3 separate regions of the Mus musculus genome follow, and all the other regions are linked to region 1. Evidence: chromatin contacts called from ENCODE Hi-C or POLR2A ChIA-PET data. All regions are on one chromosome and are shown on one strand. Each heading gives the region's core, a stretch centred on a gene start or an enhancer-like site at or near the end of the contact. The rest is flanking DNA. Distances are from core to core; before and after follow the strand shown.

What was found. Hi-C counts contacts between places; a loop is a spot of excess contacts on that map. ChIA-PET counts read pairs that join two places held with the same protein, here RNA polymerase II (POLR2A).
Region 2: a map of heart shows a loop between it and region 1 (1.8-fold over the local background). The contact joins the promoter of Aars here to the promoter of Glg1 in region 1. A Hi-C loop is called at or near these places in 1 of 37 maps with a recorded cell type or tissue (heart). POLR2A ChIA-PET finds 5 or more read pairs at or near these places in 2 of 5 experiments (Patski and embryonic stem cell).
Region 3: a loop to region 1 is called in a map of heart, with 3 times the contacts of the local background. The contact joins the promoter of Pdpr here to the promoter of Glg1 in region 1. A Hi-C loop is called at or near these places in 1 of 37 maps with a recorded cell type or tissue (heart). POLR2A ChIA-PET finds 5 or more read pairs at or near these places in 1 of 5 experiments (embryonic stem cell).

Annotation. Positions count from the first base shown.
Region 1 is chr8:111,256,622-111,260,937 of GRCm38, reverse strand. It overlaps Glg1 (golgi apparatus protein 1), which reads left to right and starts at 1,728. Exons shown (of 26, transcript NM_009149.3): 1 at 1,728-2,167. The coding sequence starts at 1,742.
Region 2 is chr8:111,031,490-111,035,805 of GRCm38, reverse strand. It overlaps Aars (alanyl-tRNA synthetase), which reads right to left and starts at 1,964. Exons shown (of 21, transcript NM_146217.4): 1 at 1,543-1,964. It also overlaps a transcript of Ddx19b not described here.
Region 3 is chr8:111,092,878-111,097,193 of GRCm38, reverse strand. It overlaps Pdpr (pyruvate dehydrogenase phosphatase regulatory subunit), which reads right to left and starts at 2,449. Exons shown (of 18, transcript NM_198308.1): 1 at 2,368-2,449.

The sequences.
Region 1 (4,316 bases), core at 479-2,978:
TAAGACAGGGTTTCTCTGTGTAGCCCTGGCTGTCCTGGAACTCACTCTGTAGACCAGGCTGGCCTCGAACTCAGAAATTCACCTGCCTCTGCCTCCCAAGTGCTGGGATTAAAGGCGTGCGCCACCACGCCCGGCTCCCTGTGTTTTTAAATGGTCAGAAAATACTGACCAGTAGAGATTTTTGTCTCAAGTTGTCTTCATTTACCACCAACATGCTGAATGGTCAGAGTGGGATAGAAGTGTCCCAGAGTGGTGGGAAGATTCAAGGATTCTAGTTGGAAACTGACTGCAGACTGGCAGAGTTCATCCTGGGAGGTTCATTTAATCTCTTGGTACGGAACCATTAATATATCCCCTCTGTACAAAGTTTTTCTCAATTGAATTAGAACCTAACCTTTGTCATGCTGGCTTAGTTGACACCTTGTGTGAAGCCAAGTGTGACGCTCTCAACCCAAGGAGGGGTCACTAGTGTGTAGTAAAGCAATGTTGAAGATGTTGCGTACAGGTCAGCAATACAATTTGCTGACACAGGCTGGACCTGTGGTTCACAGGGGGCCGGGGCGGGGGAAGGGAGGTCTCTGTGAGTTGGAGAGCAGCCTGGTCTATCTACATAGTGAGTTTTGGGTCAGCCAGGGGCCAACAGTGAGACTTTGTTTCAAAAATGGAAGTAGGGGGAGTCTAAGTCCTGTTTTTTGTTTGTTTGTTTTGATTTATTTATTGTTATATGTAAGTGCACTGTAGTTGTCTTTAGACACACCAGAAGAGGGCATCAGATCTCATTGCATATAGTTGTGAGCCACCATGTGGTTGATGGGATTTGAACTCAGGACTGTCAGTCAGTGCTCTTACCAGAGCCATCTTGCCAGTCCCTAAGTCCTGGTTCTTAAAGAAGATGTCCAAGCAAAGGCCCTCGTGTTGTGTTTAATATTGACTATAACTTTTGGGACTTCAAGTTACAGGCCAGGTAGTTTCCTTGATTTTGTTACTTTTTTCTTCTTCTTCTCGAAACAGTCTTAGGTTGGCTTCAACCTTCCTGCTTTCACCTCCTGAAAGCTAGGATCACAGGCATATGCCGGGTTATGAGATGAAGGGTATCAAATCCATGTCTTTGTACACTCTACCAACTGACCCCTACACCCCCAGCCTCTCCCTGTTTTTATTCTAAAAGTTCACAGTTTTACTTTACATTTGAGCGATCATCTTGAAGGCCCATGAGCAAGGATTATAACCTATGTACGCTTAACATTCATCGAATTGTCGCCTGCTTCTCTAGGTAAGAAATACAGGTCAGACACAAAATGAGGCTCTCAGATACCGGAATACATTCGGTTTTGAAGTTCATCTACACACAACAAAGTTTTTAACCCTTCCTCCTCCACCCACCGTGAGTCACCGAACTGGCGAAATATTCCACCGGCCATCTTAGTTGTGTCAGTCCAAATTCACTTCTCTTTTTTCTCTTCCGTGTCAACAATCGAGAGATTTATACCACGGTGCCCCTACGCAGGTTTTCTCAGCAGCTCCAACAGTTCCTCCGGGAAGGCTATCCACTTTCCCGCCAGCCGGGTCCAGGGCGTGGGCCCTTCCTTCGCAGCGCAACCTCCGCTGCTTTTCACTCCGCCGCGGACTCCCGAGTCTACCGCCCGCTGGGGAGGAGCCACGCCAGCCCACGCCCGCGGCTCCGCCCCCTCATTTAAATACACGTCGCCGGCGGGTGCGTCGAGCTCGCCGCGAACCCAAGATGGCGGTGTGTGGACGTGTACGGGGGATGTTCCGCTTGTCGGCGGCGTTGCCGCTGCTGCTGCTCGCGGCAGCAGGGGCCCAGAATGGTCACGGTCAGGGCCAGGGTCCGGGGACCAACTTTGGGCCCTTCCCAGGGCAAGGTGGAGGCGGCAGCCCGGCCGGCCAACAGCCGCCTCAGCAGCCTCAGTTATCGCAGCAGCAGCAGCAGCCGCCGCCTCAGCAGCAGCAGCAGCAACAGCAGCAGTCGCTTTTCGCGGCGGGCGGGCTCCCGGCCCGGCGGGGCGGAGCGGGGCCCGGTGGGACTGGCGGAGGCTGGAAGCTGGCGGAGGAAGAGTCCTGCCGGGAGGACGTGACCCGTGTGTGCCCCAAACACACCTGGAGCAACAACCTGGCGGTGCTCGAGTGCCTGCAGGACGTGAGGGAGGTGAGGAGGTGGGACGAGCCTGGGGAGGAGGGCCGAGCCTGGTGCGGGCCGGAGGGTGTCGCCGGCCTGGAAGCCGCGGATGCCGGGCTGCAGCAGCAGCTTCCCTCTGCTCTTTTCCTTCAGGGCTGTGCTCGCGCCTCTCTCTTTCCTGCCCCTCACTCCCGGGTGCGTTCGGGCAAGCGGATCCCACCCCGATCCTTCCTCCTCCGGTCCCCTAGTTCGCTCCCTGTCGTCGCGGTGTTCTGGGATCAGGACCTCGGCTCACGGCCTCAGTAGGCGCAGGCCTAAGGAGCGTGTTTTCTGTTTGCGCTCCTGTCTTTTGTGTGATGCTCTATGCAGAGCGGTTCCTCGCCGGAAAACCAGTTTAGGATTTGTTTGCTATCCGTTTCGACCTCGCCAGTTTGTAGCAATGGATTTCAACGTGGAAAAAAAAATCGGTACATTTAAACTGCTAAAGATCGATCTGCTGTTTATTTAGCAGTAGGCGCTTGGTGAGCTAACCTGGGTTCTCTTCTGGTGTGAATGTAGTCAAAAGCCGAATTTACTGTTTCTACCACATTCTTTTTTAATTGGTAAATCTTTACTATTTACCTGGTGCTGAAACTATGCTTTTTTTTTTTTTTTTTTTTTTGTCTTCACTTCCTGTGGTCAGTTTGTAAAGGACCTCATTTTTTAGGCTGTTCCTTCATGTCCCTTGGAACCCTATAAAGTCTGAGAAAGTTGCAGGCAGCATTTGATGCTATATAATAAATATAAGGTGTTTGTGGTCTGTAGTGGGGTCTTTCTGAAGTCTTAAGATAGTTGTTTTTGAGACCGGATCTGCTTGTAGCCCAGGTTGGCCGCCTATGAGAGGCATCCTTCCGCATCTGGCTGAACCACTTCATCTAGTTTGAAATAATTTTAACAGTACCTTAGTGAGTTCTTCTAGAGCTTATATTACTTGGTGTGCTCCAGTTAAAAAACATTGACAACTTCTTTTCTATATTTGATGCTGCAGACGTGAGCATATTGGTAGAAATATTTGTTTTCAAAGGTTTAGATAAACAAGATTACTCCCAAAATCTGGCAAGTAGAAAATTGCTATTTGGCCATCTCATTTGGAATACTGTATCTTCAGGATTGTTCAAGGCCATGATGTGACCACTGGTTTATAGACATTTGCTAGTCTTGCTTTAGTGTTATGCAAAGGTAAGGCCCTTTTTTTTTATGGCACATCCTGTTAATTCTGGAACTTGAGAGGAAGAGGCTGGCAGATCTCTCTCTGAATTTGAGACTATAGCCTAGTCAAAGTAGAGAGTTCCAGACCAGCCAGGGTAACAATAGGACTTAAAAAAACCAAAGTCATAAGAGGAAAAGACATACAAAATCAAGAGCCAGAAAGTTTCCAGAGCTACCAGAAATGTGGAACCTTACGTGGGTCACATGTATAGCTTGAAGATTGGAAAGTAGATATAGCCAATAGTCTTTTTTCTTTTCTTTTCTTTTCTTTTTTCTTTCTTTTTTTTTTTTTTTTTTTTGGTTTTTCCAGACAGGGTTTCTCTGTGTAGCCCTGGCTGCTGTCCTGGAACTCACTCAGTATAGACCAGGCTGGCCTCGAACTCAGAAATCGGCCTGCCTCTGCCTCCCAAGTGCTGGGAGTGTGCCACCGCTGCCCGGCATAGCCAATAGTCATAACTGTTAAACTTTTTTGGAATTTTCTATTTGATTTTTGAGGATACTTACTAGATGTTGTTTCCTTAAGGTGAGATTGTCCCATCTGTTAGTAGATACATTGTTACTGTATTGATGTAGAAATAGGATATTATTAAGGGAAAGTGGCAAAAAAAGTCCAGTTGAAGGAGTGCCTAAAGCTATGTACATTATGAACACCTATATACCTTTCCTTAGAGGAGCACTGAATGGTCTTCTGTCATGCATGTAGTGGCCCTCTCCGTCCATAAAGAACAGACTTGTCTAATTTTGGAGTCTTAACTTAGTGGTACCATTTTTCCCCCTTAGATTAGTTTGCATAAAGAAAAGTACACGCAGCTGAAAATGTAGTCACTGGTCTACCATCGGTCTCAAAATTCCCAATTCCCAGCAAGGATATTTCAGTAAATTCATTCATTCATTCTCTCTCTTTCTCTCTTTCTTTCTTTCTTTCTTTCTT
Region 2 (4,316 bases), core at 715-3,214, 230 kb after region 1:
AAAAAGATGGTGACACAGGCTGAGTGTGTGTGGAGGGGTGGGGTGGGGGGTGGGGATGGACTTGCATTCCCACAGGATCTTGCTAGTCACCATAAGGAGTCAAGGTTTTCAGAAATCTTGTCACACCGCCTTCTCTTTTCAGCCCTCCTTAACAATGGCTACAGTTCGACTTTACCTTTAGAGTCATTGTTGCTGAAGAAAACAACCTGCTTCTCTCCACAGACAAGCTGAGGGAACATTACTTTCTAGAGCACACTTGAACCTCCCACCTTTGCCTAAGTAATGAATGAGGACTGTGTGCTAAGAGCCAGTGGAGAACCAGTGCCCCCATAGGGTGGCCACTACATACAGACTACACCAGAGTTGTATACTGGGATCTAACATGTCCATTACCCTATGAAGACTGAAGGCTGTTGAAAGCTGTGTCCCCACTCTGACCATCCCAGAGCTCGGGAGGCTGAGGAAGGAAAATGGAGGGTTGGAGGTTTCCAGGTCAGAGACCCAGCCCCCAATAAATAAATAAATAAATGAATAAATAAATAAAGTTTCCAACATTAAAACTTGTTCTTTCCTCAATATACATAACACGTCTGTAGCAGAGGCAGGTCCGAAAACAGTACATCCCAGCAGGGGCTTAAAAGGCCTTCAGAACTTTTATTTATTTGTTTGTATTTGCAAGCTTGGGGCCAGACCCAGGGCCTTGAATTACAAGGTGACTTCAGCCACAGGACCTTGTAACATATTTCCATTTACAAGCTAGCCGTTCTGCCTGGCCTCTCCTTTCCCTTCTTCCTAATGAGGTCGTTTTGATCAATCACAAAGAAACATACTTAAGCAAACCTTTCCTTTCTTCACCAGGTCTCTCCTCTTTATACTGTCTCCTAGCCTCAAATGATTTATTTGGTGTGACTATTTAATGCTCACCTCCCAATCACAGTCTATGTTACATCTCAGTAGGAATCCTGGCTGGCTTCACTTCACCGTTACAGTGTATTTTCAGTATCTAGTAAAGTGGTCGTCACCCATGCTCATGATTAATTATACTAATCTGTAAATAGCATGCTCTGCACTAACATACTCCAAAGCACACCAGGAAACTTAGACTGTTTGAAAAAATTGCTGAATATATTTGTTCGGGTGAACCTGAAGGTATCAACTATTCTGTTTTTAAGAATCGAATCGGGCCGAGGGTCGTAGCACACGCCTTTGGTCCCACCACTCTTGAAGATCTCTGTGAGTCGAGACCAGCCTGGTCTACATAGTGAAACCCTGTCTCAAAACAGCAACAGAAAGAAGCGAGTCTGGAGTGCTGGCTCACGCCTGTAATTCCAGCACTTGAAATGCTGAGGCAGGAGAACTGCCGCGAGTTCAAGGCCAGCCCGGGTTACAGAGTTGAGTTCAGGCCAGTCTGGGGTAAGGTGTGAGAACCTAATAAAGAATGAATGAAGATGCCTCTTAGAGAGACTCCATTTATCTTAGTCACCCTGCTCTTCAGGCCTGGTTCCCTAACCCCCTAAGAGATTAAAATTAGAGGAGACAAACCCTTAGCTCTGGGTGGCGACTGAAGAGCAACCGCGATCTTCCCAAGGTCTTGGTCCTCTGCAAGTCCACCAGAAACCACACCACTCTCAGTGCTCCGAGGGAATAGCAAAAGCTACTCTCGAGATCCGGCTCCTGCGGAGACCGGGTCCTGACCCAGGCCAGGGGCGGGACCGCCCGGCAGCCCGCTGCAGCTGCCCCTCCCCCTCCAAGCGCCGGCTCTTCTCGTAGAGCTCTCGGGGCTCACTTGCTTTTTTTCCCGAGGGTCCGGGTCCCCAGGTCCTTCCTTGCCCGGAGCCCACCGCCACTCGCCGGCAGTTACCTGCTCCCTCAGATGCGCACAAGAAGCTATACTCACCCGCCACAACCGGTGCCAGAGCCGTACCTCACCATCCAATCAGAGCGCTCTGATGAAAAGTGACCCGCTACGCCTTGTCATCCTCTGATATGATTGGTCCACTGGCATGCCAATCATTCGGAGCGCGAATGAGCTAACAAGCCGGTTTCTGGGAAGGCTCCTGGGCTCGGCTGATGCAATGCTCAAGAAAGCTAGGACATGGAGTGTCACGTGACAGGGTTGACTATTGGCTTCAGGAGGCAGACATTTTGGGTTCTATTGGCAAAGCCCTAATAGTTGACAGTTAACAAGAGGAATGAAAACATGAATTTGGTGGCGATCACAGATTTTGGCATAGAACTGTTTAACTGCAAAGTGATACACGTACCTCAAAGGTTCGTTTTTCGGCCTTTTGAAACGGAGCAAGGTGGTCTTGAAATCAGGGGATTTGCCAGTCTTGCAGGTGTGCACCAATCAAATGTTCTTATTGTTATCGCGTATAGATCGGCATGCCTTCTTTAACGGTACCCTGGACTGAAATAAGTGCTTCAACCACGCCGAAGCGCTTTGGCACTGACTGATACGTCCGGTTCTCTCTTTGAGACAGGGTCTGGATAAATTGTCCAGGTTGGCCTTGAATTTTTCACTCTTGTCTTAGCCTCCGGAGTAGGAGGCAGTACAGTCCTGTGACATTAGGCATAGCTTTATATTTGTCCTTCAGGTCCCAATAAGAAGAAATTCGGGTCTTGATTTTGAAGAGGAAGAAATGACGTAACCCAAGTTAAAGGACATCTGTCCCTCTGTTTGCTTTAGAAAACAAGTCAACATTCTTAGGAAACGCCTACAACGGTGACGCACATCCATAGTCCCAGCACTTGAGAGCCAAGAGGATCAGAGCTTAAGGCTACCCTTGGGCCTTGGGCACAGTCTCAAAATAACACACACAAAACCTAAAATCTATAGGTAAGGCATCACACTAAAAAGTTCACACACCGTTTAATTTTTAAACTGTATTATCAGGTCTGCTAGTACCACTTTTTCACAGATGAGGAAACCCCAAATTACACGAAAACTTTTTCATGATGTACAGCTTTACAGAACAAAGAGAGTCATAAGTCAAGGTAATTTTAAAATATAGTGATGGTTATATCTGAAAGGCGACTATAGCAAGATGGAAAGCTTTTCTATAGACCCAAGATGTTATCTGATGGCATCTTTAGCTTTTTGGATGGTGGAAGCCAGTGGTCTGGTAAGTTAATAGATTCCAAATGGTTTCTATCTGTTAGTACAAGACTTTATTAGTTCAAACACAGAAATGGACAAAGAATGGTTGTTTTCAGAAGGCCAGAACTAGTCCAAGACAAATTCAATTAGCCTGTGAGCTTACGACATTCCTGTCTTCACAGTACTGACCTCAGATCTAATCAGTCAATTAGTATCCACAGACATAGTATAGTCTCTTTCCAGTTTTTGTTCACAGCTATATACCAAGACCTTGTCTTTTTATTTTTATTTTTTCCTCTGTTTTTACATAGTCCCTGGCTATCAAATAACTCAACAAATAAACCAGGATGGCCTTGAACTCACAAAGATTTGCCTGCCTCTGCCTCCCAAGTGCTAGGTTAAAGGCCCTTGCAACAGGATCAGCTTTTCTTTTTTCTTTTCTTTTCTTTTCTTTTTCTGTCTGTCTGTCTGTCTGTTTGTTTTTCGAGACAGGGTTTTTCTTGTATAGCCCTGGCTGTCCTGGAGCTCACTCTGTAGACCAGGCTGGCCTCGAATTCAGAAATCCGCCTGCCTCTCCCTCCCGAGTGCTGGGATTAAAGGCGTGCGTCACCACGCCCAGTTTGCCCAGGGTGTCATAAAGAGATGAGCAGAGGGCTAGAGAGATGGCTCAGTGGTTAAGAGCACTGGATGTGTGCCACCACCGCCCGGCAGGATCAGTATTTCTTAAAATGTAGACACTACTCCTGTGAAGGAATTTCTATTCATAGGTCAATTCAACAACAAATGACAACTTGAAACTTCAAGTGACCTGGAGAAGGCATCTATGGGTCTTTGGAGAGAACATGCTCAGTGCGCATGCGTAAGCAAGAGCCGTTCAGTGCCCCTCTTATGATTGGCTGGGAGGAGCCAACTTCAAAGGCTCAGCCAATGGAGCTTCGGCTTGGTTTGGATTGTGAGTGGCCGTTGGGGAAGCCTAACCGCCATGTTGCGCCGCGATGGCCGGAGCTGCTGGCCGGGTCGAGGTCGAGCCCGAGCCCGAGCCCAAGCCCAAGCTCGGAATCCACTTTCCCTGCCCCTGACTGGTGTGAGTATCTGTGCGGGTAGCTTTCCTTCCGTACCTTTAGGCGCTTTTCTCGCTGCTAGAAAGAAGGCAGGGGAATAAATGAACGAGTAAAAGCTAAGGAGACAGCGGGGCAGTGGTGGCGCAACGCCTTTA
Region 3 (4,316 bases), core at 1,200-3,699, 160 kb after region 1:
AGAAAACAAACAAACAAAAACAAAAAACCCCAAAAAGTTTAGGCTAAATGAGACCCTATCTCAATAAACATACATAGGGCTGAGGAAGGTGGCTCAGTGGTTAAAGCAGCAGCTGTGCAAGGATGAGGTCCTGAATTTGGGTCTCTGTTAGTGGTTACAGTGTGCAAGATACTTCCTAAGTATCAACTAATCTAAGCACAACCCTATAGGGTGGACATAATTTCTGTTCTGTACTTTAGGAAACTTATGTATAAAGTATATTATGTAAAATTATTATTCTATAATCAAAGACAAAACTGCAAATCTAGCATCAGAGCCACTTATCATAATACTACTACTGCTTTCTTTTTTCCCTTTCTCTCTTTCTTCCTTTCTTTCTAGACAGGGTGTCACTTTGTAGCAAATGGCCTAGAACTTGCTATGTAGACCAAGGTTGCTTAGACTTCATAGAAATCCACCTGTCTCTGCCTCCCCCAGTGCTGGGATTAAAAGCATGGGCTTCAAAGAAATCCAGGTAAGCAAAGGCCAAACAGCTGTAAAGCAGTACCAGAAGCTCTTTCCCTACCTAGAAAAGAGAATAGCAACAGGAAAGAAACATAACAGAGAATTCCTCCCTGAGAAACCCTACCATGCCCAGTCCTTTGTCACTGTTTGCTCAATAAACTTATGATCTCTCGGCAAGACAGGAAGAAAAGGACAAACAGGAGATTCAGGAAAGAACAAAGCACGTTTAATGCCCAGTCTGATAAGGCCAAGAAAAGAATGTTGACTCTGTGATCATCATGACCTTCAAGAGTGAAGAGATGAGGGCAGAAAAGACTGAAGTATACCAGGAAGGGAGGGCTAGAGAGATGTCTCAGTGGTTAAGAACGTTACTGTTCTTGCACAGGGCCTGGGTTTGATTCCCAACTCCCACAAGGAGGTAACAATCTTTAACTTCAGTTCCAGTGAATCCAATGCCTTGACTTTTGTGGACATCAAGCGTGGACATGGTGCACAAACGTACACATAGGCAAAACACTCATAAAATAAAATGTGATGAAGGGGTCTGGCAGTAAAAGCAAGCAAGTTTCACAGGAAAAGGAGGTAGAGCCAGGAAAACAGACACTGAAGACTGCAAACTCATTCAAAGGAAAGGTCAGGAAGTTTTGCATTTTCTTGAAATTCGTGAAAATTAACGGTATCTCTACTAGTAAGAGTAACTTCTAAACAGCCTTAAGACCCAGACTGATTGTGCTCGGATCCTACACCAACAAGCTCAATCCTGGAGCAGTGCTCACACCTGAAATTCCCACCACACTGGATACTGAAACAGGAGAAATGCCCAGGTTCCAGGTGAGCTGGGGCCACAGAGCAAGACTCTGTCTTTAAAAGGCAGTCACAGGGACAGTTCTAACAACTCCTGAATGCTTCCTCTGGTAACAGCATGAGCCACAGGTCACAAAGAATGAAGGCTGAATGTACATTGACGCATCTCCCACACATAACTCGGAGGAATCACCAGGGCAAGTTTACAAGCAACAGAATGACCCTCTGAACAGTTTGATCATGCAAGTTCAGGATGCTGTAATTTTCAACAAATGCACCGTTGGCTGAGAGAATTTAAGAAAAATTATACACGTCCCTGACGCCAAAAAGAGGACCCTTGGGCCGGACGTGGTGGCGCACGCCTTTAATCCCAGCACTTGGGAGGCAGAGGCAGGTGGATTTCTGAGTTCGAGGCCAGCTTGGTCTACACAGTGAGTTCCAGGACAGCCAGGGCTATACAGAGAAACCCTGTCTCGAAAAACCAAAAAAAAAAAAAAAAAAAAAAAAAAGAGGATCCTTAAAGGACGTCTTTATAACTAGACCCTCTACCACATCATCATCCCTACAAATCAAGATTGCATAAATGTTCGAAGTAGGCTTGGAGACCGTGGACTCGCACCTCGGGATCACACACAACTGTCACCCCAAGTCACCCACTGGAAACCCCACGGCCCTGACTAGGTCTCTGACAGGAGTCGGTGAAGCACAGCCGAGCCGCACATTACAAGGTGGGAAACCATTCCACCTGCAGAGACGCGGGGCCACCTCTGGCCGTGACAGCAGTGCGCGCGCGCCCGCCCGAGCCGCAGCCCGCCCCGAGGCCCGGTCCGCCGCCCTGGGAGAGCCGGCGCGCAGTCCCGGGACGGCGGGCGCGGCTCCCCGAGGCCCGCGCAGCTCCACTGGCTCAATCCCGGCGCCCGACCGGTGGCACCGCCTCAGAGACCCGGAGGGACGGCCGGGAGCCGGAGCCCAAAGCTCGGACGCCAGGGGCGTGCGGGGCGCAAGAGTTCGCGGGACCAGAAGGCCGCCCGGACCCGCGGGTCCTAGCCGGCTTCCTACCTCACGGGCCCGCGACTCGCGGGCAGCGCGCTCAGCAACGCCCGGCGGAAGTGAAGGGCAGCCCAGCCGCTGAAGAGGGTCTGCGCCGGCCGGAAAGGGGGCCAGGGCATGGGGACGGGGCGGGACGCGGAGCGCAGAGTTCCGGGACCGCGGGGGGCCTGCGACCTTCCGCGCTTTACGGCCCGCGGCAAGGGTAAGGCGGGCGCGCGCGCCGACGCGCCGTGACGTCACCGCGGCGGACCGGCCCGCACGTGCGCTTGTTTGGGTCTCGCCAGGCCCCGCCCCTCCCGCGCCACCTCCGCCTCCGCCTCCGCCTCCGCCTGGTTGACGACGAGTGTGCGGGGACCTGCCAACGTCCTCCGTCCCCGCTCCGGGTCTCCCGCCGGCCTCGGTGTGTGGGCAGTTCGGGTGATCGTCTGCCGCCAGGCCTGAGCTCCGATCCTGCGCGAGGGGTCCGCAGCCCAGAACCACATCTCTCTGCCCGTGGTCACCGTTGTCCGTCCCTGCACGTCGCTTAAGGCCTTTCAGTGCTTGGCTTGGGCAGAAGTTGTACTGTGGGCCTGGCCGCACCTTGGAGGCCGAATCAGCTGACCTTATTTCCCATCTTACTCCTTGCGGCTGCCCAGAGGGAAAGCATTGTTCACTGGAGCCTCAGAAACATCTTCTGCCTTCCATCCCCCCACCCCCGCCCCCAACTCTCAGCCACATCCCCTAGTTTCTTTCACAGCACTCGTTACTAGATTAAATATATGTGTCTCTACACTGGTGTAGACGTGGCCCTCAGATATCTTGAGGACCTAACCTTACTCAGGTGCAGCTTCTCAACACCTTCACCCCGCGCCTGGCGCACACCATCCAATCATCCTTCGCACAAGCAGCAAGCGAAATGGTGTGCTTTAGTTTAGCCTATCTTGTCTTATGAGCTAGTCTTGAACATTATTGCTAGGCTGTGTACCTTGGTGCTGTCTTGAGCGCTCTGACTAGGAACAAGAAGGCTTCAAGAATCTCCTTTTCATGATGTCATTCATTCCCCAGCTTGCTTAGTTTATACCCAACTCACTAGCCATGAATTTCTCCAAGACTGCCCAGATGAGAACTGACAGTAAGACTCAACTCTACCCGGTTCCTTTTTTTTTTTTTTTTTTTTAGTTTATTTGTTTTATTTAAGTTTATTTGTAGCTGGGCAGTGGTGGCACACGCCATTAAACCCAGCACTTGAAAGGCAAAGGAAGATGGATTTCTGAGTTCGAGGCCAGCCTATTCTACAGAGTGAGTTCCAGGACAGCCAGGGCCACACAGAGAAACCCTGTCTCAAAAAAACAAAACAAAAACAACCAAAAAAAAGTCTATTTGTTTTATTTATTTATTTATTTATTTATGTGTATGTTTTTATAGGCAAAGTCTCAGTCTAGGCTGGATTCAAATAGGTACAGAGGATGACTTAGCTCCTGGTCCTCCTGCCTCCACCTCCCAAGTGGCTTGCTTCACCACACATTCAGTTGCCCTTGTTCTCCTGAAACATTAAGCTCAAGACATTTGGAAGCCCCTAGTAGATGAATCCTTTCACATTTTTGGTTAAGTTTTTAATGATACCTATCCCCAAAAAATGAAAATGAAAAGACACTGACCAATCAAAAATATTTGGGGATAGGTTTTTTTAATTTGTCAGGGAACCAAAGGTTTTTGGGTTTGTTTTTTGTTGTTTGTTTGTTGTTTTTCCTGAGCCATCTGCCTACTTACAATTTCCAGACATACAAACTTTGTAGCAACCTAGTTATCTACAGGACAGGGTGAATGAAATGAGGTGGTGTGTTATCTATGTGTCACACGTAGGGAATGTTTCTCTCACCCACAACTGTTACTGACTCTACTAGAAATTGCTAAGTCTATCCGAGCAGTGATGGCACACACCTTCAATCCCAGCACTTGGGAAGCAGAAGGAGGTGAGT